Linked DNA regions of Homo sapiens: region 1 is linked to region 2. A link is a loop called in an ENCODE intact Hi-C map of the cell type or tissue named here. Cell type or tissue: CD14-positive monocyte. All regions are shown on one strand. Links, peaks and the distances in the headings refer to the core of each region. The heading gives the core; the rest is flanking DNA.

The links. Hi-C counts contacts between places; a loop is a spot of excess contacts. Peaks named below come from ENCODE experiments on the same cell type or tissue, not always from the same donor. Only the 100,000 strongest peaks of a DNase experiment are listed, where the experiment ranks them.
Region 1: a loop joins it to region 2, with 1.9 times the contacts of the local background. A loop is called at or near these places in 3 of 110 quality-filtered maps.

Annotation. Positions count from the first base shown.
Region 1 is chr9:114,874,555-114,886,336 of GRCh38, forward strand. No RefSeq gene overlaps it. Among named protein-coding and RNA genes, the nearest start is that of TNFSF8, 50 kb to the right of the region's middle. RefSeq lists a silencer at 5,775-6,069. In CD14-positive monocyte, for the core only: no CTCF peak of the experiment used is centred there; DNase peaks (open chromatin) are centred at 5,987 and 9,337; H3K4me3 peaks cover 259 bases; H3K27ac peaks cover 2,870 bases.
Region 2 is chr9:114,814,873-114,826,654 of GRCh38, forward strand. No RefSeq gene overlaps it. Among named protein-coding and RNA genes, the nearest start is that of TNFSF15, 15 kb to the left of the region's middle. In CD14-positive monocyte, for the core only: no CTCF peak of the experiment used is centred there; a DNase peak (open chromatin) is centred at 6,099; H3K4me3 peaks cover 387 bases; H3K27ac peaks cover 1,405 bases.

The sequences.
Region 1 (11,782 bases), core at 2,073-10,072, 61 kb after region 2:
GCCATAAAATATTCAGCTATAGGACTGAGTGTCCATGGGTTATAGAATAGGAATGAAAGAATGGAAAAGCCTAAACAATTACATTTGACTTGATTTGATTGGCATCACTTGGTTTAGTTTTAGGAATGCTAGTCCCCTTCTTTATAAGACAAGGGAACAGCAATAGGTGATTGTTTAAGACCCTTTTTGGAAAGTAGCATTGAGAGGTGCTTTGGACAGGTTAGCTTTCCTGGTGTATGACAGTTGTTACTTGTTTCTGGTAGAAAAGGCCTCCTCCCATCATGGTACATTTGCACTAATGTGCATAGGGCACTCTGGGCATATGTCCCATTAAGAGATCTCTGGAATTTGGGTTGTTTATCCAAGTAATACTCTGTATCAGTCCATTCTCATGCTGCTATAAATAACTACCTAAGACTGGGTAATTTATAAAGGAAAGAGGTTTAATTGACTCCTAGTTCTGCAGGGCTGGGGTGGGCTCAGAAAACTTACAATCATGGTGGAAGGGGAAGCAAACATGTCCTTCTTCACATGGCTGCAGGATAGAAAAGTGAGTGCCCAGTGAAGGGGGAAGCCCCTTATGAAACTACTAGATCTTGTGAGAACTCACTCACTGTCATGAGAACAGAATGGGGGAAACAACCCCGATGATTCAATTATTTCTACCTGGTCCCTCCCACGACACGTGGGGATGATGGAAACTATAATTCAAGATGAGATTTGGGTGGGGACACAGCCAAACTATATCATTCTACCTCTGACTCTTCCCAAATCCCATGTCCTCACAATTAAAAACACAATCATGCTCTTCCAACAGTCCCCCAAAGTCTTAACTCATTCTGGCATTAACTCAAAAGTCCAAGTCCAAAGTCTCATCTGAGACAATGCAAGTCCCTTCCACCTATGAGCCTGTAAAATCAAAAGCAAGTTAGTTACTTCCCAGATACAATGGGGGTACAGGCATTGAGTAAATACACACATTCCAAATGGGAGAAATTGGCCAAAAAAGGGAGCCACAGGCCCTATACAAGTCCAAAATCCAATAGGGCCATCACTAAACCTTAAAGTTCCAAAATGATCTCCTTTGACTTCATGTCTCACATCAAGGTTACGCTGATGCAAGAGGTAAGCTCCCATGGCCTTGGGCAGCTCCACCCCTGTGTCTTTGCAGGGTACAGCCCCCATCTCAGCTGCTTTCATAGGCTAGCATTGAGTATCTGTGGCTTTTCTAGGTATGTGTTGCAAGCTATCAGTGGATCTACCATTCTGGGGTCTTGAGGATGGTGGCCTTCTTCTTATAACTCCACCAAGCAGTGCCCCAGTGGGGACTCTGTGTAGGGGCTCTGACCCCATGTTTCCCTTTTACACTGCCCTAACAGAGGTTCGCCATGAGGGCTCTGCCCCTGCATCAAAATTCTGTCTGGACATCCAAGTACTTCCATACATCCTCTGAAATCTAGGTGGAGGTTCCAAAAATCTCAATTCTTGACTTCTGTGCTCCTGCAGGATCAACACCACATAGAAGCAGCCAAGGCTTGGGGCTTACACCCTCTGAAGCCATGGTCTGAGCTGTACTGTGGCTCCTTTTGACTATGGCTGCAGCGTCTAGGACACAGGGCATCACGTCCCTAGGCTGCACACAGGAGTGGGGCCCTGGGCCTGGCCCACAGAACCATTTTTTCCTCCTAAACCTCTGGGTCTGTGAATGGTAGGGGTTGCCGTGAAGGCCTCTGACATGGCCAGGAGACATTTTCCCCATTGTCTTGGGGATTAACATTCGGCTCCTTGTTACTTATGCAAATTTCTGTTGCAGGCTTGAATTTATCCCCAGAAAATGGGGTTTAGTTTTCTATTGCATTGTCAGGCTGCAAATTTTCCAAACTTTTATGCTCGGCTTCCTCTTGAATGCTTTGCTGCTTAAAACTTTCTTCTGCCAGATACCTGAAGTCATTTATCTCAAGATCAAAGTTTCACAGATTTTTAGGGCAGAGGCAAAATGCCAGCATCCTCTTTGTATAGCAAGAGTGACATTTACTCCAGTTCCCAACAAGTTCCTTATCTCTCTATGAGACCACCTCAGCCTGGACTTCATTGTCTATATCATTATCAGCATTTTGGTCAAAGCCACTCAACAAGTCTCTAGGAGTCCCAAACTTTGCCACATCTTCCTGTCTTCTGAGCCCTCCAAGTCTCTAGGAAATTCCAAACTTTCTCACATTTTCCTGTCTTCTTCTGAGCCCTCCAAACTGTTCCACCCTCTACCTGGTACCCAGTTCCAAAGTCGCTTCTGCATTTTTGGGTATCTTTACAGCAGTGCCCCATTACCCAGTACCAATTTACTGTATTAGTTCATTCCTCATGCTGCTATAAAGAGCTGCCCCAGACTGGGTAATTTATAAAGGAAAGAGGTTTAATTGACTTACAGTTCTACAAGGCTAGGGAGACCTCAGGAAACTTACAATCATGGTGGAAGGGGAAGCAAACAAGTCCTTCTTCACATGGCAGCAGGAGAGAAAAGTGAGTGCCCACAGAAGGGGGAAGCCCCCTATAAGACCATCAGATCTTTTGAGAAGCAATTATCATGAGAACAGGGTGAGGAAAACTGCCCCCATGATTCAATTATCTCTATCTGGTCTCTCCCATGACACATGGGGATGATGGGAACTACAATTCAAGATCAGATTTGGGTGGGGACACCGCCAAACCATATCATATTCTAATACTGTCTTCACACTTGGACACATGGCAGCTAAAGCTTCATTAGCCGTGAAATGGACTTCACTAGAATTGATTCTCTTTTTCTGCTAAAAGAAAGGGGAAAGCCATAAAAAGTCCAAAAAAATTTCAATTCATTAGAGAGCTCTGATCTGTTGAATTCATTTCAACACACATTTTTCAGGTTCCTAGTGTGTGCCAGCACCAGAAACAGAGCTATGATGAACAAGACAGAATACCAGCCCTGGGAGGGATCATACAGACTCCTAATCTGTCATTTTTCCAGTTGTAAGAATAGAGACCCTCCCAGTCAACTCAGGAGATAATCAACATTAGAGTGTTGTTTGGGTAGACAACTGATATACCAAGGAACTCAGAATATCCTTCAGCCTGCTGTAAAGATAAACATAGCAATAAGGAGGAATAGAATATCAAACAAATATACCTCAAAAGACTAGATCATATGGGGTCACTGGAAGCTTCAAGGCCTTTCCAGAACACTACATGAGTACTGCAACTGTCTCAGCTACCAGCAACAATTTCTCTTTAAGGCTCAGATACTAAGTCAAACACTTTTCAATTCTAATAATTTTCTCTATTTTTCATATTGTCTACTCCTCCTTGGCTGTTATTTTAGCTTTCTTTACTCATGTGCATTGGTTTCTGGCTCTCTTACTGATTTCTTAGCCCTTTGTTTCTGGATTTTAAATGATCGTAGGATACCCTAATTTGTCCACTTCAATGATTCATTTAACTAATATTTAAAGTCCTCCTCTTAAGTGTCAATGTTGAGCTAGGTTCTGGGGATTCCAGATATAGTGAGAGAGTTGTGGGTCCTAGAGTATGTAAGAGAGAATAGAGAAGAGAGGAGGAGAGAGAGAGAGGAAGAGAAAGCAAGACCAACCAATAAACCAACATAATCCAATTTTTTATTTTAAGATGATTCTTCTTGGTGTGTCAAAAATACACCAGGGGTGAGGGAGGAGGCAGCAAGAAAGAGATAAGAACAGGTGGGAGCCTATTCCAGCAATACAGGTGAGAATGATGGTGTGGATTACAGTGTTAGCAGTAGAGATGATTCAAGAGAGGAAAAATGAGACAGCATATTAGGTAGTACAAGCCACTTACTGGTTGCCTAGATGCTGGATATTAGTGAAAGGGAGATTTCTGGTTTGATCAACTGAATCGATGGTGATAAAAGTTACTGCAGAAACCCAGAAGAACCGAGGTAAGTGGGGGAAGATGTTAAAATAATGAGTTTTGGGCATTTAAAATTGGCAATATCAGAAAAAAATGTTAAATAGTTTTTTTTTGACAGAGTCTTGCTCTGTTGCCCAGGCTGGAGTGCAGCGCTGCAAACTTGGCTCACTGCAACCTCTGCCCGCTGGGTTCAAGCAATCCTCATGACTTTTCCTCCTGAGTAACTGGGACTACAGGTGCACACCAACATACCTGGTTAATTTTTGTATTTTTGGTAGAGACAGGGTTTCACTATGTTGGCTTTGTATTTTTGGTAGAGACAGGGTTTCACTATGTTGGCTAGGCTGGTCTCGAACTCCTCACCTCAAGTGGTCCTCCCACCTCAGCCTCCCAAAGTGCTGGGATTACAGGCACAAGCCACTGTACCCTGCCAGAAAGTGTTAAATAGTTGAATTAGGAAGATTGGAGCTCAGAGGAGTTATCTGGACTGGAGATGTAAGTTTGGCAGTTGATATGGTTAGGCTATGTGTCCCTTGCCAAATCTCATCTTGAATTGTAGTTCCCATAGTCCCTATATGTCATGGGAGGGACCTGGTGGGAGCTAATTGAATCATGGGGGTGTTTACCCCCACACTGCTGTTCTCATGATAGTGTGTTAATTCTCACCAGACTTGGTGGTTTTATAAGGGGCTTTCCCCCCTTTTGCTCATTCTTCTCTTCCCGCTGCCATGTGAAGAAAGATGTGTTTGCTTTCCCTTCCACCATAGTTGTAAGTTTCCTGAGGCCTCCCCAGCCATGCTGAACTGCAAGTCAATCAAATGTCTGTCCTTTATAAATTACCCAGTCACAGATATGTCTTTATTAGCAGTGTGATAATGGACTAATGCAGCAGTTACAGCCGATAGATGGCACTGGAAGCCATGATCATAGAAGAGATAATGGAAGAAAAAATCCTCCCAAGAACGCTAAGTTCAGGTAGATGAGGAGGAAATGGCCAGGTAACTAAGAAAGGTGTCCTAGCGAGGTGGTATATGCAAGCCCAGAGAAAAGCATGTGCTAGGCACTGTGACAGACACTGGGAGGCTGAGTAAAACAAAGACCAAGTGATGTCCATTGGATTTGAAAACATGAGGTTTGTTGATGGATGATTGTAACAAGATCAGTTTCCACTGGGTGTGGAGGTGGAAGGCAGAGCAGAGAGCATCATTGAGAATAAAAGGATGATGCTGAAGTTCTCTTCTGTGTTATGCTTCTAGTTTTATTCTGCTGCGCCCACCATAGTGGCAACCTCTGTTGTGCATTTTGTGTGTGTCTTTTTAAAATTTATCAAAAAATACACAGGTAAATATCCAATTCCTTCTCTATTTTTTAATTTTCTAGAATAACATAGTAAGTAAAAGAGGAATAAGGTGAAGTGAGAATTTACACATATTGTGTAGATATATTTCTTGGTGAGTTTGGCTGTGAGTAAGGGATAGAGAGATGGTACAGAAACTGGAGGGGTGAAGATTTGCCTTTTCAAAAAGGTAGGCAGTAGAGCATGTTTGCTTGCTGATGGGAGTGGTTTTGTAGGGAGAAAGGAAGGACTGACTCTATTCCAGGAGAGAACATAACTAAGGAGGTACAGTCTTTTAGAAGGCAGGGATGAATTCATGGGATGGAATTCAGTGCCCAAGAGGAGAGTTGGCCTTCATTAGGCCTGGGGACACATCCTCCACCATAACAGGTTAAAAAGAAGAGAAGGTGAGTACAGATATTGTAAGCTTGAGCATGGGTGGTGAGAAGCTCAGAGTTTGCTTCTGGTGAATTCTGTTTTTTTCTTAAGTATGAGGAAAGAAATGATATATGTAGGAGGAGATGTGGGAGAGAGAAGTTATTCACCTTGGGGAGTGGGAAGGTGATCCTGTCAGAGAAAGATGATCAGCTCTCTGTGCAGTGGTAAAGCCCTACTAATTCTTGGGATCACCACATTAACAAGAAACCCATCATCTCAGTTGTGCAATTGTTTCCTCTAGCAACATACAGCTGCTTGGGGTCAGCCTCAAGGAGGAAGATGTCTGGTGTTTGCAGGAAAGTATGATGAAGGAGGATATGAGTGAATGAGTTGGTAGGATTTGCCAGGAAGTAACTGAAATGATTATTCATGAAATCTAGGATGAACAAGAGGGAAGAGAAGTCAGGAGAGCCATGAGAAAATTGTGGGGACAGGAGGATGACGTCAAAGATTTGTGGTGGGAGTGGTGGGGCTGTTCTGCAGCATGTGATCTGGACTGATGGAAGGTGGTGGTCAGGGAGTGGGATGTTTAAGCTGACATTTCACAGGTGATATTGTTTCTGCTGATGAGAAGATTCAAGCTGTGACTGTCGGAGTGGGCAGATGAGATAGAGTGGAGGAAAAGGTGGAATGGGAATGGCAACACCAGGGTGCTGGATGTTGAGACCAGTGATGATAATGACAGGAGTTGGGGTGGACAGAAAACTGAGCCAAGAGTTCAGGTTGTCAGGATTAGGGGTTGTGGTCGGGATGTCAGTAGTTTATAGCAACAATGAGAGGCTGTGAGTTTGCAAGAGCTTGAGTGTTTTATAAGAGCAAGGGGGAGAGATAGTATATACGGAAGAAGAAATGCAGAGCACAGACAGCTACCCCATCTCAAGACTATGAGGTTGTGAGTTATGAGAAAACAAACAACCTTCCTTTTGAGAGGGCTACAGGAGAAATGCTGTCTCAGAGAACAGCCAGATTTCAACTAAGGCAAAATATGTAAAAAGAACTTACTAAGAAAAGGGTGGAAATTTAGGGTGTTTGCTGATCCCAGAGCAGGCATCCAGAGGGTTACAGTGAGAGGATTTGTGGGGCAGGAGTTGGGTTAGGTTAGAGTTAGGTTAGAGAATGTTACAAAGCACCATGAAGATGTGAGTCCCCTTACTCAATGTTTTCACTGTAGAACCAAGCTTACAAACTAGACTAACTCATGGGTAACTGGCCATTCTGTAGGATTGGTTAGGAGTAATCTGTTTCTGGTCAAATTCTCTAAAAGTCAGGCCGTGATGATGTGAATATAGAGTGTGGCTTTCTATGCTTAGGAAGTTACCCAGAACTATTTCCCTCAGCAAGGGTTGTGGACAGGGCAGGTACTCCTAGGGCAAATGAATTCCTGTGCAAAATGTAACCAGTTCCAACCCCTTTTCAAAGCAGAATTTTTCTCTATGGCATGGTCAGTATCTTGTGTTTAAACATATTTAATTAATGTGACATTATTAGTAGAGTCTAGTTCATATTAGTGTTGGCAATTATCAGCATAAATGTATTATTATGTTATCTTAAAAAGGCCATATAAAATGTCAATAAAACACCATTTCTCCCTTTAGATTAGCAAAAGTAATAAAGATTGGTAGCATCCATTGCTGGTGAAGGTGTGGGAAATGGATTCCACTATATACTACTGGATGGGTACTGAATTGTTTCAAAATTGTGGAGAATAATTTGTGACATCTGTTACAATTTCAAATGCCCATATCCACTGACACTGAATTCCACTTTGAGAAATCTAATCTACAAAAAATTCTCATTGTATTTTAGGTGCATAAAGTTATATTTTGGGGAATGCTGATTGTAGTACTGTCGAAATAGCAAAAAATTGAGAATAGCCTGCTTGTCTATCAATGGAGGAATGGTTTTAGAATTATGTCTTTTTACCAAGAAATGCTAGACAGCCAAGAATTTGATGCACGACAATTATGGTAAAAAAATTTGCTTGTTCTACAGAAGATCATTAATGTTTTGTGACTATATAAGCTGTAACAGTGGATTGTTTTCATGTGTAGGTGCTATTGTTAAATACAGGGACTGTTTCCAGGTACAGAATATGAATCATAAGTTTGGGTGGGCCGGGCACGGTGGCTCACTCCTGTAATCCCAGCACTTTGGGAGGCCAAGGCGGGCGTATCACGAGGTCAGGAGATCGAGACCATCCTGGCTAACATGGTGAAACCTCATCTCTATTAAAAATATGAAAAAATTAGCCAGGCATGGTGGCGGGCACCTGTAGTCCCAGCTACCCAGGAGGCTGAGGCAGGAGAATGGCATGAACCTGGGAGATGGAGCTTGCAGTAAGCCGAGATGGTGCCACTGCACTCCAGCCTGGGCGACAGAGCAAGACTCTGTCTCAAAAAAAAAAAAAAAAAAAAAATTTACGATGGACATTGGATACGATTGTGATGAAGGTCTGCGGTCCTAGAGCTACAGATGCATGGTAAGAAATTAGAACAAACTGGAGATGGGCCATGGACTCTGCCTAGGAGTGTTAGGAAAATACTTTGACTCCAAGCCTTAAAATACTCACATGGAGTTGGCGCTCACCTCATTCACACAATCATAGAGCTCCCTGGACACTGAACCTCTAAAGGGAAAAGGTCTACCTTGGAGCAGGAGCATCAGGGTTTGCTTGGGAGCATGAGAGTCGAGCTCAGGGCTAGGCCTGGGCCAGGCCCCGGCAGCACTGCTACTTGGGAGGAGCCACTTCACTTTCGTATTAGTTATTAAAAATAGAATTTAGGCCTGGCACGGTGGCTCAAACGTGTAATCCCAGCACTTTGGGAGTCTGACGCGGGCGGATCACTTGAGGTCAGGAGTTTGAGACCACCCTGGCCAATATGGTGAAACCCCATCTCTACTAAAAATACAACAAAATTAGCCGGGCCTGGTGGCACGTGCCTGTAATCCCAGCTACTTGCGAGGCTGAGGCAGGAGAATAGCTTGAACCCCGGGAGGCAGAGGTTGCAATGAGCCCAGATCACGCCACTGCACCCCAGCCTGGGCAGCAGGATGAGACTCCGTCTCAAAAAAACAAAAACAGAAACAAAAACAAAAAACATAGAATTTGGATCCTTCGGTCAGGTTCTCCGAAATTCTTTTGAGGTGTCCATGGTCAACTGCTTCAGCTTTGTTTTGGTAACCCCCTGTCTGAAGTTGCATACAGGCTGTTCTTCACCTTGTTTCCAAGGCTGAGGAACAGAAAGTAGCCTCTGTTTTGAAGAGGTGGAAGTTAAGTATACATTTATTTTTTACTGTGACTTGTTCAGGACCACATTTTACAAAATGCCTTGTTTCCTTTATTGTTTTTGCAAAGGAAAGTTCTATTAATATTGTTTTACTTTGAATATAGAATAGTCTTTTAAATTAGGGCTTATTTTGAAAAATTCTGACTTTAATTCAAATGTATGCCAATACCTTCCAAAGTAAGGTAATATTCAGAGACAGTTGTTTTGCTCAGAAGCTACAAATATTATTCTACCCATCTTTTTTGTTGACATATGACCTCACTTCTACAAATATGCCTCGGAGTAGCATGGTTGGATCATAAGGCAAGCATATGTTTAGCTTTAGTAGGTATTGCCAAACAGGTTTCCAAAATGATTGTAACACTTTCACTTCCTCCAGCAATATATGAGGTTTCCAGTTGCTTCACTTCCTCACCAACACTTGATATTGTCAGTCATCTCAATTTTAGTAACTTGGTGGGTGTGTAGTAGTTTTAATTTGGTGGTTATATGGCTTTAATTTGCATTTCCCTGATGACTAATGATACCATCAGGGAATCATTAGCTACTGGACATATGGATAGTGTGTTTTTTGAAGTCCTATTCAATTGTTTTGCTCATTTTAAAATTAGGTTGATTTGTCTTTTTAATTGATTTATAGGAATTTTTATACATAATATTGTGAATATGACTCCTTTGTCACAGAGCAAAGTTTTTTCCAATCTGTGGCTTTTCTACTCACTTTCATAATGGTGTCCTTTGATGAGCAGAAGGTCTTAATTGTAGTGAATAGCATTTCATTACTTTTATGGTTTGTGTCTTTCATATTCTGTATAAAATATTTTATCTATTTCAATATTATGAAAGTACTCTCCTATACTTTATCTCAGAAGCTTTATTGTCATGCTGTTTACATTTATATCTGTAATCTATCTCAAATTAATTTTTATGTATGGTGTAAGGTGGGGGAGTCAAAGTTGATTTGTTTTACAGATATAATTATTCCAACAGCATTTATTAAAAAGGGCATTGTTTCTACACTGAGACTTTTGTCACAATTCAGATGATAATACCTGTGTTGATTTATTCCATTGACTATATTTTCTATTCTTATGCTAACACCCACAGTATTTTGATTACCTTTGCTATATAGTTAAGTTGACATCTGATAGTAATGTTACTGGCAGTGAACCCATGTAGGTCTATAGAATCCTCAATTCTTGCCTCCTCAGAAGAAAGAATTCAACAGAGGAGCACAAGGCAGGAGAGACTGAGGAAAGTTTTAGAGCAAGAGTAAAAGTTTATTAAGAAACTTTAGAGCAGGAATGAAAGGAAGGAAAGACAGTACACTTGGAAGAGGACCAAGCGGGCGACTTGAAAGACAAGTGTGCGGTTTGACTTTTTGACGTTGTTTTACTTTGGCATACTTTGGTTTTATGTTTAACTTTGGCTTTATATGTTGGCATACTTCCGGGGTCTTGCGTCACTTCTCCTTTGATTCTTCCCTTGGGTTGGGCTGTCTGCATGCACATGCTTGAGTCCACTTTCCCAACTCCAGGAAGCTGCTGATCACTAGTTTCAGGTGTTTTCTATGTAGCAGGAGATGGCCTTTCCCTGGCACTGGCTGTGACCAATTATTATTTTAGAGAGACAGTTAACAACGGCCTGACCATTACTGACCATTACCTGATTGTCACCTGACATTCCTGATGTGTGTGACAGGAGGTGGGGGGGGAGTGTGAAGTCGGAGAGAGCCCTCTTCTACCCTGCTTATGCCTGATGAGCTACCTACTATAACAGTAAGACTTGCAATTTGCTCATTTTCTTCAAACCTATTTTGGCTATCCTAGGTTCTTTGTATTTCCAAATAGATTTTACAAACATTTTGTCATTTTCCATACAAAAAAACCTGTAGTGATTTTAACTGTGATAACATTGATTCCATGGATCAATTTGGGGAGGATTTACATTATTTTATATTTAATCTTCCAACTCATGTGTGTGCCATCTCTCTCCACTAGGTCTCTACTTTCTCTCAGCAATATTGTATAATTTTCAGTGTAGAGGGTTTTACATTTTTCATCAGATATATTCCTAGGTATGTGATATTTTTGAGTGCTATTGTAAATGGTTTATTTTTCTAAATTTTATTTTCTAGTTGTTTGTTGATAGTATAAGAAATAGAATTAAGCAAATAACACAGGAACAGAAAACGAAATACCACAAATTTTTACTTATAAGTAGGAGCTAAACATTGAGTCCACATTGACACAAAAAAAGGGAACAATGGGCACTGGGGCCTACTTGAAGGTGGAGGGTGGGAGGAGAGTGAGGATCTAAAAACTACCTTTGCCTAGTACCTGGGTGATAAAACGATCTTTGCACCAAACCCTCATGACATGCAATTTACCTGCATAAAAAACCTGCACATGTACCTCTGAAACTAAAATAAAAGTGAAAAAAGAAACGGAATTGATTTTTGTATATTTACTTCATATCTAGCAACTTTGCTAAATTCATTTGTTTATAAATCTTTTGTATTATAATTTTTTAACTATAATATTTGTACCATCTGTTAATATACAAGTGTCACTTCATTTATCTTTATATAATTTATTTCTTTTTCTTTATTTCTCTGGCTAGGACCTCCAGTTCAATGTTGAATAGGATTGATGCTAACGGACATTTTTATCTTGTTCCTAACCAGAGGGAAAACCTTCTATATTTCACCACTGAGTATGATTTTAGTGTAGGTTTTTAACATATATGGTTCTTTTGTTTCTTAGTATAAACTATTTAAAGAGGGATGACTGTTGACGAGAAACAC
Region 2 (11,782 bases), core at 1,202-9,201:
CCTTTTAATACTATTGCATTTGGGATTAAGCCTCAAGATATCAATTTTTTTTTTTTTTGGTGGGGGACACAGACCTTCAGACCACAGCACTCCCTGACATGTGGAAACTCCTGGGCCAAAGGCTACCTTTAATACAGATTTTCCATGTAATGACAGCATCTTAGCACTGGAAGAGAGAGGCCTTGGAGCCATCTCCCATTCTCTTATCTCAGACTGCTGCTTGCTCCTCTGCAATTAACTCCAATCACCAGTTGCTCATTACTCTTCCAGAACATTATTCCTTAAACTGAGCTACCTCCCTGTGATTTCCACAGTTTGGGAGCAACACATGTGCAAATCTAGTGTTGGTTTTTCTCTTGGCTTTTCAGGTTGTTGATGACAACAACAACCTTGTTCCCAACTATGTTCTTTCTTCTTTGGGACAATCTCCTGCATTTCCTTCACTGGTGTTATTAGTCAAGACAAGCTAGGTTATGCTGTAGAAACAAACAACTCCAAGATCTCAGGAGCTCTCAGGAGCAAAGGTTAATTTCCTGCTCACACTATGTATTCATCACAGGCTAAAACAACTTTACTCTGCTCTAACCCATATTCACCCCAGGACTCATGTTGATCAAGTAGACTCTATCTAAAACATTGCTGATCATGGTGATTGAAGAAAAAGAGAACACGAGTCTTCATACCCTGTTTCTGAAAGTTTCTACCAGAACTGAAACATATCACCTTCACTCATGTGACACTGGCCATGCCAATGAGGTGGGGAAGGGAAATTTGCTCTTAGGAAAGGACAGCAAATATTTGTGAACAGTAATAGTCTACTACAATTGGTTTCTCCCATCCCACAGTTTCTAGCTCTCTATAGAAACTACTCCCCTGTTCATGGAGGCTCCCAAGCTTATTGATGTTTCTCTTAATATTTGGGAGCCAGTACAGAACAAGCCACTTGGAGGGAGGTGATGCTCACGGGGCACCGGGTGACCATACTCATGAATGGTCCTCCTCTGTCTTAGAGCTGTACCATATACAATACGTGTCCACTGAGTTTACCAATGCCATGAAGAGAGAACAAGCACACCTTTAATCTGATCTCTCTACCCACGTTAAGTGGGCCTTTATCCCTCGAAGCCTTTTAAACAATCTCATCCTTTATTGCTTAAGTTCTAGAAGCAATTTTCTTTTCTGTAGCTCCAAGATGAAAAAGGTCTTCCTTACCTTCATTGGATTTTGAATGAGTGAGTAATAAACTTTTATTGTATTAATCCACTGAAATTTTCAGGATTTGTCTGTATTAGCAGCTAGTGCCAATTAGTCTAATGCAGAAATTGATACTGGTAGTGAGGGTGCTTCATTAAAAAGAAGGATAATAGAAATGACTTTAGCTTAGTGGTCAAGAGACAGTTGATTGGAAACTGAACTGTAGACTGGAAAGATGGAGATCAGGTTATGCAGGGGCAAAGTTTTGGAAAGTTGTCACCTGTGATGACTAGACGGGCAAACAGTGCTCATTGAACTCATCATTTCAGAGCAAGAAGTAGGAAAATAGTGTTATGGTAGCATAGCTGTATTTGGCAAGGTATTAGGAGTATTACACAAGCTCAAGAAATTGTTAGATGAGTTGCAAGCAGAAATTCAGAATAATAGAGCCCAGAAAGATGGGGCCTTGGAGTTGAAACAGCAGACTATTTCTAGGTTCCACACAATATGAGATGGAATTTAAAAGGGATTTACGTGGCAAGGGCCCAGTAAAATCTCCTGTTTGGGAAATGACTCAGGTCAAAGATCAAATTAGAAGTGTGGTCTTCTCATTGATTTTTCCATGTAGCCTCAAGGTAGCTGCTATTAGGTGAAGAGAGAGAGAAACAAGGTGATGAAAAAGAAAAGGAAAAGGCAGATTTAGGAAGTGTATCTTAAAAAGAACTTTGCCTGTGTTCACTGGCAAATACATCAGAAGCCTATTAAGTTATTGAGTGAAATGCAACACCAAAGAAGCCTCAAGTCTGGGCTGGACAATCTTTGAGATTTAAAGCAATCCCTGGGATGCCAGCCTCCCATGAACAGAAAGTGGATTAAGGAAACTATTTAAACTCCAAGGAGTGTTGTGGGAAGAGAAACCCCCCCAACCCCCAACCAAAGAGTGGAGCCAGTGGTCATGAGAACAATGGACAAGGCTCAGCTTCCTTGAGAGAAGATTCACAGCCCCTCACCTAGAGCTGGAGCCTTCAGGACATCTGCCTGGCAGGATTTCAGAGCAGCTCTGGATCTGTGACTCCTGTGTGTGTCCCATTCTTTCCACCACGTGTGTTTGTTGTGGCTGTCCCGTCCTGTTCCATCTTTGTATCTTGGATATGTAGTGTGTGTAGTGGGGTGTAGGGGTTGTTGGCAGAGAAGGATGTAGAAAATGTCCTTACAGATCATAGGCCTAGGGCAGTGACTCTCAACTGGGGGCACTTTTGGCCGCAGGAACTTTTGTTAATAGCGGAGGGCATTTTTGGTTGTCACAACTAAAGGTGGTGGTGATATTGACAACTAGTGGGCTGAAGGCAGGATTGCCATGAAACATTCTACAATGCAGGGGACAGTCCCCCCACGACAATGAGTTATCTAGTCTAAAATATCTACATGACCAAGGCATTTATTCCCTTGTCTAGGGAATAAAAGGCACAACATCCCAATCTCATAGCAAGATTATAGGACGTCACCTGGCAATCAGAGAGCCTGATGTGGAGTTGGTGCTCAGTTCTTCATTCAACAGACACTGAGTATCTGTGGAAGGCTGGGGGAGGTAAAGCAGTGGGGATTGGTCAGGGTAATTAGTGCTGGTTGCTGCAATAGACAAGCCCCCCAAATCTCACTCAGTGTCTTAAACAATAAAGGTTTATTTTTCACATCATGTCAAAGAAAATCTGTTTTTCTTCTGATCATCAGATATATATTTTTTCTCTTATGGGCAGCGTAAGCCTGGTAATGGATTGAGTTTCCTCACTGATTTGGCTACTAGGCAGCTCATTATAACAACTGTTTCTTGCTGTTTACTGATGTTTCCTGGCTTTTCTTATTATCTGACATTCATTTGCCCATTACTCTGATTTCTTCTCCTGCCTGCTACCCACTACTGTCAAAATACTTTGGGATGAGATAAGCTATAAACTAATGAATGAAGCAAAAACATTCTTGCTGGCACATGGCTGCTGTGAAAGAGAAATCAGGGAACCACTGTGTGCCTCTTTCCTTTTTTAAAAAGGAAAGTGGAGCTTTGAGTCCTGGCTTAAAGATTTACAGAATTGAAACATTTTGGGGTTGGGATCTTCAAACAGCTTTTCTTTTTGCATTCTGTAGTTTTACTTACCCATGTTAAGTTGCTATTTTAACAATCCAGAGTCTCATTTGCTTTAGCTGAGCAAGGGAGGAGACAAGAAACCAAGGTCTTTTCTCCAAGATCTTTTGGGGAATCACTTCATGCAAATGTCTTTGTATCAGAAGGAAACTGTCTGAAGGTCAGCCCCCTCTCCACTCCTGAAAAGGCATAATTCAGAGTTGGCATTTTTAGTTTTGCTTTTCTATTTCCAAATATGAAACAGACAAGGAGTCAGGAGACCCATCACGAACTTGCTATGTGACTTCAGGCTGTTCACTCCCCTGTCTCTGGTCTCCAGGAAAACAAGAGGGCTGAGAATCCACCCAGATCCATGGTTTTTGTGTATCTGGGGAGTGGGCTATTCCATTGAAATGTGTGTTTTGATGATCATGGCTAAGTGGGACTTCAGTGACTCAAACCCTGTGTTCAGATGAAGCCTGCTCAGATTTCTCCTATAAGCGTAGAAGAAATGAGGGTTTTGGAGGCCCAGGCTGGGGTCTCACTGGACAGTCTTGAGAGGTGGGAGTGAATGTGAACTCTGGAGCACATTGGTTTCCACGTGTCCCTCTGTTGTGTAACCCCAGGCAAATCATGGAGCCTCCTTAGGCCTCAGAGTCCTCATGGACTACAACAGGATGACAGAACTACTTGTTATGAAGAATAAGTGACATGATGCTCATAAAGTCCTGGGTACATTCTGTAATTCACGTTCTTGATTACTGCCCTTCATTGGGTCAGATGTGGCTGGGTTGGGGTATGACCACCAGGAGGACTGGGCCAGGATGCCCTCACCCAGGGCACCACTGACTGGCCTCTTTCCCCTTGAAAGAGGTTAGAAAATAGTTGCCCCAGCAACTCTCCCTGAACAAAGAGCAAGAAGGATACAGAAACATCTTTACTGTTAAGGTTCCAGACAGCCAGCTTGCAATTTGCAGGGTCTTCTTCCTCTCCATCCAAATGTTCCTCGAGACACAAGCCGCTTTTCCTTTCTGGATTTCCATTTTCTCCTCTGTAAAATGAATAAGTTAGATTAGATCGTTCCTAATCTATCTGGGTGCAGTGGCATGTGCCTGTAATCCCAGCTACTTGGGAGGCTGAGGCAGGAGGATTGCTTGAGCCCAGGGGTTTGAGACGAGGCCAGGCAACATAGTGGGGCCCTGTGTCAATAAAGGGAAAAAAATGTGTGCCTCTTATCTAATCTTGGCACTACTGGCATTTTAGACCAAGTAATTCTTTGTTGATCTGTGCACTGTAGGACGTTTAGCAGCTTCCCTGCCTCTGCCTACTAGAAGCCAGTAGCAACCTTCTCCTGAGTTGTGACAACCACAAATTTGGCAAGAGATTGCCAAATGCTGAACACCTTTATTGAGTGCTTCTTTATTCCAGCTACTGTGCTAAGAGATTTCCATGTCCTAATCTTAATCAGTCCTCATGACATCCTTGTGAAGTCAGTAATTATCTTTTGCTTTGCAAACGAGGGTGATGAGCTGCTGATAAATCACGAAGCTGGGATTTGTACCCGTGTTTTCCTGACTTCAGAGCCTGTAAGCTTCACCATTCTGAAAATTTTGAAATACAGAGGTGGTCTTTTGAAGACCAAGGCAAAATGGTTGAAGTAGTAAAAGCACAGGATTTGGGACCAGGTGGACCTGACTTGGAATCTCAACTCCATGCTGATGAGCTTATCACTGTCTCCATGCTGACCCCCACTTCTGCCATTGTTAAATTGGGAGTAACTCCAGCCATGCAGACTGTTGGAGGATAGAATAAGGCTGCAGGACACCGGACATATCAGGTCCTTTTCCCGCTAAACCATATGCTTAACGACAATGGAGAGCTCTGTGAACGTTGCTTTTGTTCCTTCCCCACCATCCCCCATTTGGTGTCAGCTCTCCTGGGGTAGTTGAAGACCTCACGACACAGTGTATTACCCCCATTTTGGTACCACTGTCCCTTGGGTGTTGAGGCCTTTCTTCCGAGCCCCATACCCGTATAGACAGTGGGCTGCTGGAAAATTCATACTCAATATAACCAGAACCGAAATAGGCACGTTGCCCCAATTTGCAACTTCCCTGTGTCTCCTATCTCAGTGACCACCAGAGTGGTCCCAAGGCAGGACTCTGGGAGTCATACTTGACTTCTCCCAGCACCTCACTTCCATAGCCAAGCAGTAGCCAGGCACCGTCCGCCATACTTACTCAGCCCCACTGGCATTTGTTTGCATGTCTCATCCCTGCTGCCTTTTCCCTGGGCCAGGCTGCCATACCCTCAGCTGGACTGCTGAAAACACCTTCTAACTAGTCTCCCTGCCTCCCCTCTTGCCCTCACCATCTATCCTGACAGTGCCCTCACCATCTATCCTGATCGTGCCTCCAGAACGATCCTTCTCCTCTGGAAATCAGAGCAGGTCTCTGCCTCCTTGTCCTGAGATAAAGCCTAGCTCCTTAACTGGCACATACAACCCCTCTCATTCTGGCTCTGTCTTCTCTTCACCCTCCTCTTCGGCCTCTCTCACCTTAATTTTCTCAGTTTCAGTCCTAGGGGACCATTCACAGTTTCTCGAAGGCACCATGCTCTCTCTTCTCTTCAGCCATCGGAATATACTTTTGTCCAGCCTAGAGCTCTTCTCTGCCACTTTTACTTTGGCCTAGATGACTCTTTTAAGCTTCAGCTTAGAGTTCACTTCCCCTTGGGAGCCTTCTCTGATTCCTCAACATGGGTCAAGTACAGTCATGCATCCTTAATGACGGAAATACATTCTGAGAAATGTGTTGTTAGGCAATTTCGTTGTTGTGTGAACATCATAGAGTGTACTTAACACAAACCCAGATGGCACAGCTACGGCACACCCAGGCTATATGGTAGAGCCTACTGCTCCTAGGCTACATCACTGTACAGCATGCTACTGTACTGAATACTTAGGCAGTTGTAACGCCGTGGTAAGTTTTGTCTATCTAAACATAGAAAATGTCCAGTAAAAATATGGTATAAAAGATTTTAAAAATGGAAAAGCTGTATAGGACACTTACTATGAATGGAGTTTGCAGAAATGGAAGTTGCTCCGAGTGAGTCAATGTGTGAGTGGTGAGTGAATGTGAAGGCCTAGGACATTACTGTACACTACTGTACTTTATAAACACTCTACATTTAGGCTACACTAAATTGACATAAACATTTTATTTCTTCAATAATAACCTTAGTGAACAGTAACTTTTTAACTTTATGAACTTTAACTTTTTAACTGAGTTAAAAAGTTAACTTATTAACTTTATTTTTTAAATTTTTGACTCTTGAAACACCTAGCTTAAAACACAAACACATTGTACAGCTGTATAAAAATATTTTATTTCTTTGTATCGTTCATCTATAAGCTTTTTTCTATTTTAAAATATTTTTAAAATTTCTTATTTTTAAAACATTTTTGTTTAAAGACACAAATACACACATTAGCCTAGGCCTACACAGGGTCAGAATCATTAATATCCCTGTTTTTCATTTTCACATGCTGTCCCATTGGAAGGTCTATGGGGACAATACCATGCATGGAACTGTCATCTCCTATGATACTAATGCTTTCTTCTGGAAAACCTCCTGAGGCTGTTTTGCAGTTAATTTAAATTCAGTAGAGGGAGTACGTGTGAAAATAATGATAAAAAGTATAATATAGTAAACACATAGTCTAATAACATAGTCATTTCTTATCATTATCAAGTATTATGTACTGCACATAACTGCATGTGCTATATGACTAGCAGCATAGTAGGTTCGTTTACACCAGCATCATCATAAACATGGCAGTAATGCATTGTGCTACAACGTTATGATGGCTATGATGTCACTAGGTGATAGAAATTTTTCAGCTCCATTATAATCTTATGGGGCCACCATCATACATGTGGTCTGTTGTTAACCAAAATATCCTTATGTGGCATGTGACTGTATCTACTTAGGGCTTCCCCACTAAGGTAGTTACTCTTGTATGCCATAACCATCCATTGACGTGTCTGTCTCCCCCACCAGACTGAGAATTTTTTTTTTGAGAGAAGCAAGTATGTCTTTTTCTATAACCCTAGACCCCAGAACAGGCATTGCTATGATCATTGTTGGTAGCACAAATGAATGATAGGTGGTGTTGCATGACTTAAAGAGTAGCATAAGGAGGTGGGAAGAAATGAAGGCAGGGAGCTATGGACTCTGACAAACAAGCAGTCATGACCAGTTTTGAAACTGGCTCAGCATCCCCTCATCCCATTTTGAAATCTCCAGGAATTCAACTGGTAAATTATCCTATTTGTGGAAATGTGACTCAAGGCAACTTTATCTTTGACATTAAGAGAAATAAAAAAAACTAATGCAGAAACAGAAAATCAAACATCACATGTTCTCACTTACAAGTGGGAGCTAAACATTGGGTACACATGGACAGAAAGATGAGAACAATAGACAATGGGGACTGCTAATGGGGAGAGAGAAGGGAAGTAAGGGCTGAAAAACCACTTATTAGGTACTATGTTCACTTCCTAGGTGATGGGTTTAGTTATACCTCACACCTTAGCATCATGCAATATACCTTTGTAACAAACCTGCACATGTACCCTCTGATTCTAAAATAAAAGTTGAAAAAGAAAAATAGAAACCAAAACCAAATCCAAAACGTCTTTGCACCTGACAAGAAAGCTGTGCTCCTTTTGTGTGATCTAAATGTCAGATGGGGAGGTTCAAGAACCAGGAGCTATAGGACCTGTGATTCATTCTTAGCTGGGATGTTAAATAATTTATTAACAAGACTATCTGTTGAGGTAACTTGAAAAACCGGATGAGCTTTTGGTATGCTTAGAGCAGGATTTCCCACCCTTGACACCATTGACATTTTGGACCAGATAATTCTTTGTTGTGGGGACTTGTTCTGTGCATTGTAGGATGCATGGCATCATCCCTGGCTTCTACCCATTAGATGCCAGTAGAACTCCCCCCACTCCTATTGTGACAACTGAAAATGCCTTCAGACATTGCCCTGTGGGGACAAAGTCAGCCCTGGTTAAGAGTTACTGTCCTAGAGGAATTGGAGCCCATCTAATGGAACCAAAGAAGCACTGGATGAGAGTTGAGTTTGAAGTCCATTGCCAACTCTGCCATTTAGTGCAGATGTTTTCTTTAAGTTCTATCTGAATTCAAGGTCAGGCTGTTTGACTCTGGATAAACAGCTTGACCTGCTGGATAGCAGCCTTCTCATCTCAGGTAATAGAATAATGCAAGTCCAGAATATTGTTGATACTTCTGAGTTCAGCTTTGGTCTTAGGTGATCTGGGGGATGGGTGAGCTCAGACCTCAGAATGGGAATTGGTGGCCTGGCAACCACAGTCAGATGATAAGATTCAGGCCCCTGCTGGCTCCAGATGGTTTGTCTCCACAGGCTAGCTCTGCTCTCTTCCTTGGGCTTTTCCAGATGTCCCAGGGAGGACTCTGTCTCACCCATTCATTTCTGGGCTTCCCTTTTTTTCCTAACAGCTCAGGCTGTCAGGGCTGAAATGTGCTTAGAAACATTCGATATCAGCCCTTTGCTACAGAAGGGTAAACTGAGGCTCAGAGGAGGGAAGAGATTTGGCTGAGGTCATATAGTGAGCTAGAGTAAGTCCCCTTATTTGTCCAAGTTTTAAAATTCATAGCGTGGTATTCTTTCTCTTACTCTGTGCTACCTAACTGTGGGAGCCCACTCCCATGTCTTGGTGGAACTCTTAATTGTAGACTTTTCTTTTTATTTCACTGAAACTCACATGTCTTTAGTTTTACACTACCTGCATCTTGCTTTCTGCTTGGTGATAGCCATCTTACATGAAAGTAGGACTGTAACACTTTAGCAAGAAATAATGGGCTTACTTTACATCCCTAGTGCAACATTTGGTTTTTAATTGAGCTTTAATCCAATGAAGCAAAACTAGTGGTAAGACTTTGAGGGACTTAGCTAGGTTTAGAAAGACTTTTGGAGAGCAGCTAGGCCCTTTTGGGAAACTCCCCCATTCTTGGAAGCCATCTAGTCTACCATTGTAGGGTTACACACTGGGGTTATTTCCCATCATGTGATTTGGAGGGAAGAGCCTGGGCTTTGGACATGGGTTCAGATTCCAGCTCCATCATCTCACAGCTATGTGAATTTACCACAAGGGTAACACCACGTTTTTGAATGGTCACTGTGGGCTGGTTAAATTATGTATTACTTTAATATACTTTACAAGGACTGTGAGAAGAAGGGTTTACAGTTTATAAAAGAGAATACAAAGTGGCAGATAGTTTAAGACACAAAGTTACTACATTAAGGAACAAAGTTAAAAGTATCAGAGCCAGGAGTTGAACCCAAGACAATCTGGCTCAGGATTATAAATGACTAAAATCAGATTTTAAAAAATGATTAGGTATAGCATAGCTTTCTCGAACTTCAGTTACTTAGAAGGCTAAGTTGGGAGGATAATACCTCCTTAGAAAAACTGCTCTGAGGATTAAATAAAGTAATGCCTTCACAGCACGTGGCACCAAGTGTCTGTTTAATAGATACCTAGTCTTCCTCTCTTTAGCAGAAGTTGTTAACGTTAGCTAATTGTCAGTTATGATTTAACAACTGCTAGCTTGGCGCAGGCACATTGCTAAGGAGCTTACATTTATAATTTCACAAAAATAACATGAAGTTCCTATGATTTACTCCATATTCTCACTGAAGATATGGAGGCACAGAGAGCTGGAAGGAAACTGCGCAAGTTCAAACAGGGAGGAGATGGCAGACTGAGGATTTTTGCATTCACACCTGGCTAACTCCAAAGCTACACTCTTGGCCCTAGGCCATGCTCACCTCCTCTAACTACTCAAACCTTCAGAAAATCTCAGCTGCCCTAAGTTATCCCATTAGCATGCTTCGCACCTTTACAAACTAAAATAAACCAAGTTCTCATTTTAAGTAGTAGATCTTTTCCTGTTCAGGAGGCTGGTACCTTGAGAACCATCTGAGTTCTATTAAGCCTTGAGGATGCTGGAGTCATTTCTTGCTTATTCCTAGTGAATTTCTAATTTAGACTTGTTTCCATCCCTCTTCCAGTGTACCCAATACCTCCTCAGGGACTTCAGACTGACTAATCTTCAGCTGAACTGGAGTGAGATCTAATTAAAGTTGTTCATGGTCTGGCCCTAAAGCACCTAGCCAATCTCATTTTTCAGCATACCCTCTCCTCTTCAAGCCCCCTGTGACTCACAGCTTCCTGGACCCTCTGAAGCCTTTAGCCAGGCAGGCCCCTGCTCCTCTGCTTGGCATTTCCAAATCCAGTCCAGCCCTGTCTCCATCTGATTCAAATATTTCTTCTCTCTGAAGCTATGTTTGCAAATATGGGAAAGCCGGGTGAAGTCAGAGTCACATATTTCAGACCAAAGTTATCAGACTGAAAGCTCATTTTCTCTTTGTCTCGATAAGAGCCCAATATAGTGCCCCAAGCCGTAGGCCCTGATAAATGCCTGGTTAAAAAAACAAAACAAAATGAAACAAAACAGAAAACTGCCTATGGCATAAAAGCAGGGGCTATGGAGGCAGAGAGACCTGGGTGTGAATCTCAGCACTTATTAGTTCTTTGATCTTAGGTTATACCAAGATATTATTCTGAACCTCTCTTAGCCTCAGTTTCCTTATTGGTAAATGGGGGACAGCAATGTGATTGTTGTGAAGATTTAAGGATGTCTTACCTATGAAAGCATGTAGGATTGCTGAGTTTGGTCTAAGCGGATGGTTACTAAATCATAGCAGAACCGTAAGTTGCTCTTCTTGGATAGAATAAACAACCTTTGGGAGAAAAAGAACTCTATTGTGCTTCAAGGAGAAATTTATGAGAATCAGTCTGTGAAGGTAGGGATTGTATTTGTCTCAGTCACAGCTGTGTCCTCATCACTTGACACGGTGACAGGTGATATCCAGTGTTCAACCTATAACTACTGGAAAAATGAATATGGGTCCAGAAATATTTAGCCTATTAGAGTGCATAAAACTCACTTGGACTGATACCCATCTAGCCTCAGAAAGAGAAACTGAGGCCCAAGGAAGGGAAAGGACTCCCCAGTTTCACACAGAGACTTGGCAGCAGGTATTTTAGGTTACCTGGTATATAGTATTATCTATAACCTGGTATCACCATGGTGATTGGTTGACAAAGGCTGACTTGGTGTGGCCAGTCAGAACTGAATCTAGCCCAATTCTCTTGCTCCTCAGTGACTGGCAAGAGTGGAACCAAGCAGAGGATGAAAAGGGCTAAAGCATTCAAGAGGAGTAAGCACCTGTGTAGTAATCCACTCGGCACAGCTAGAATACAGGCTGCCTGGAGAAGAAACAGGGGAGGAAAGGAGGGCACAAAGATAATGATGACCCGGTAAACCAGGCTTACTGGGACTTTGTACCTG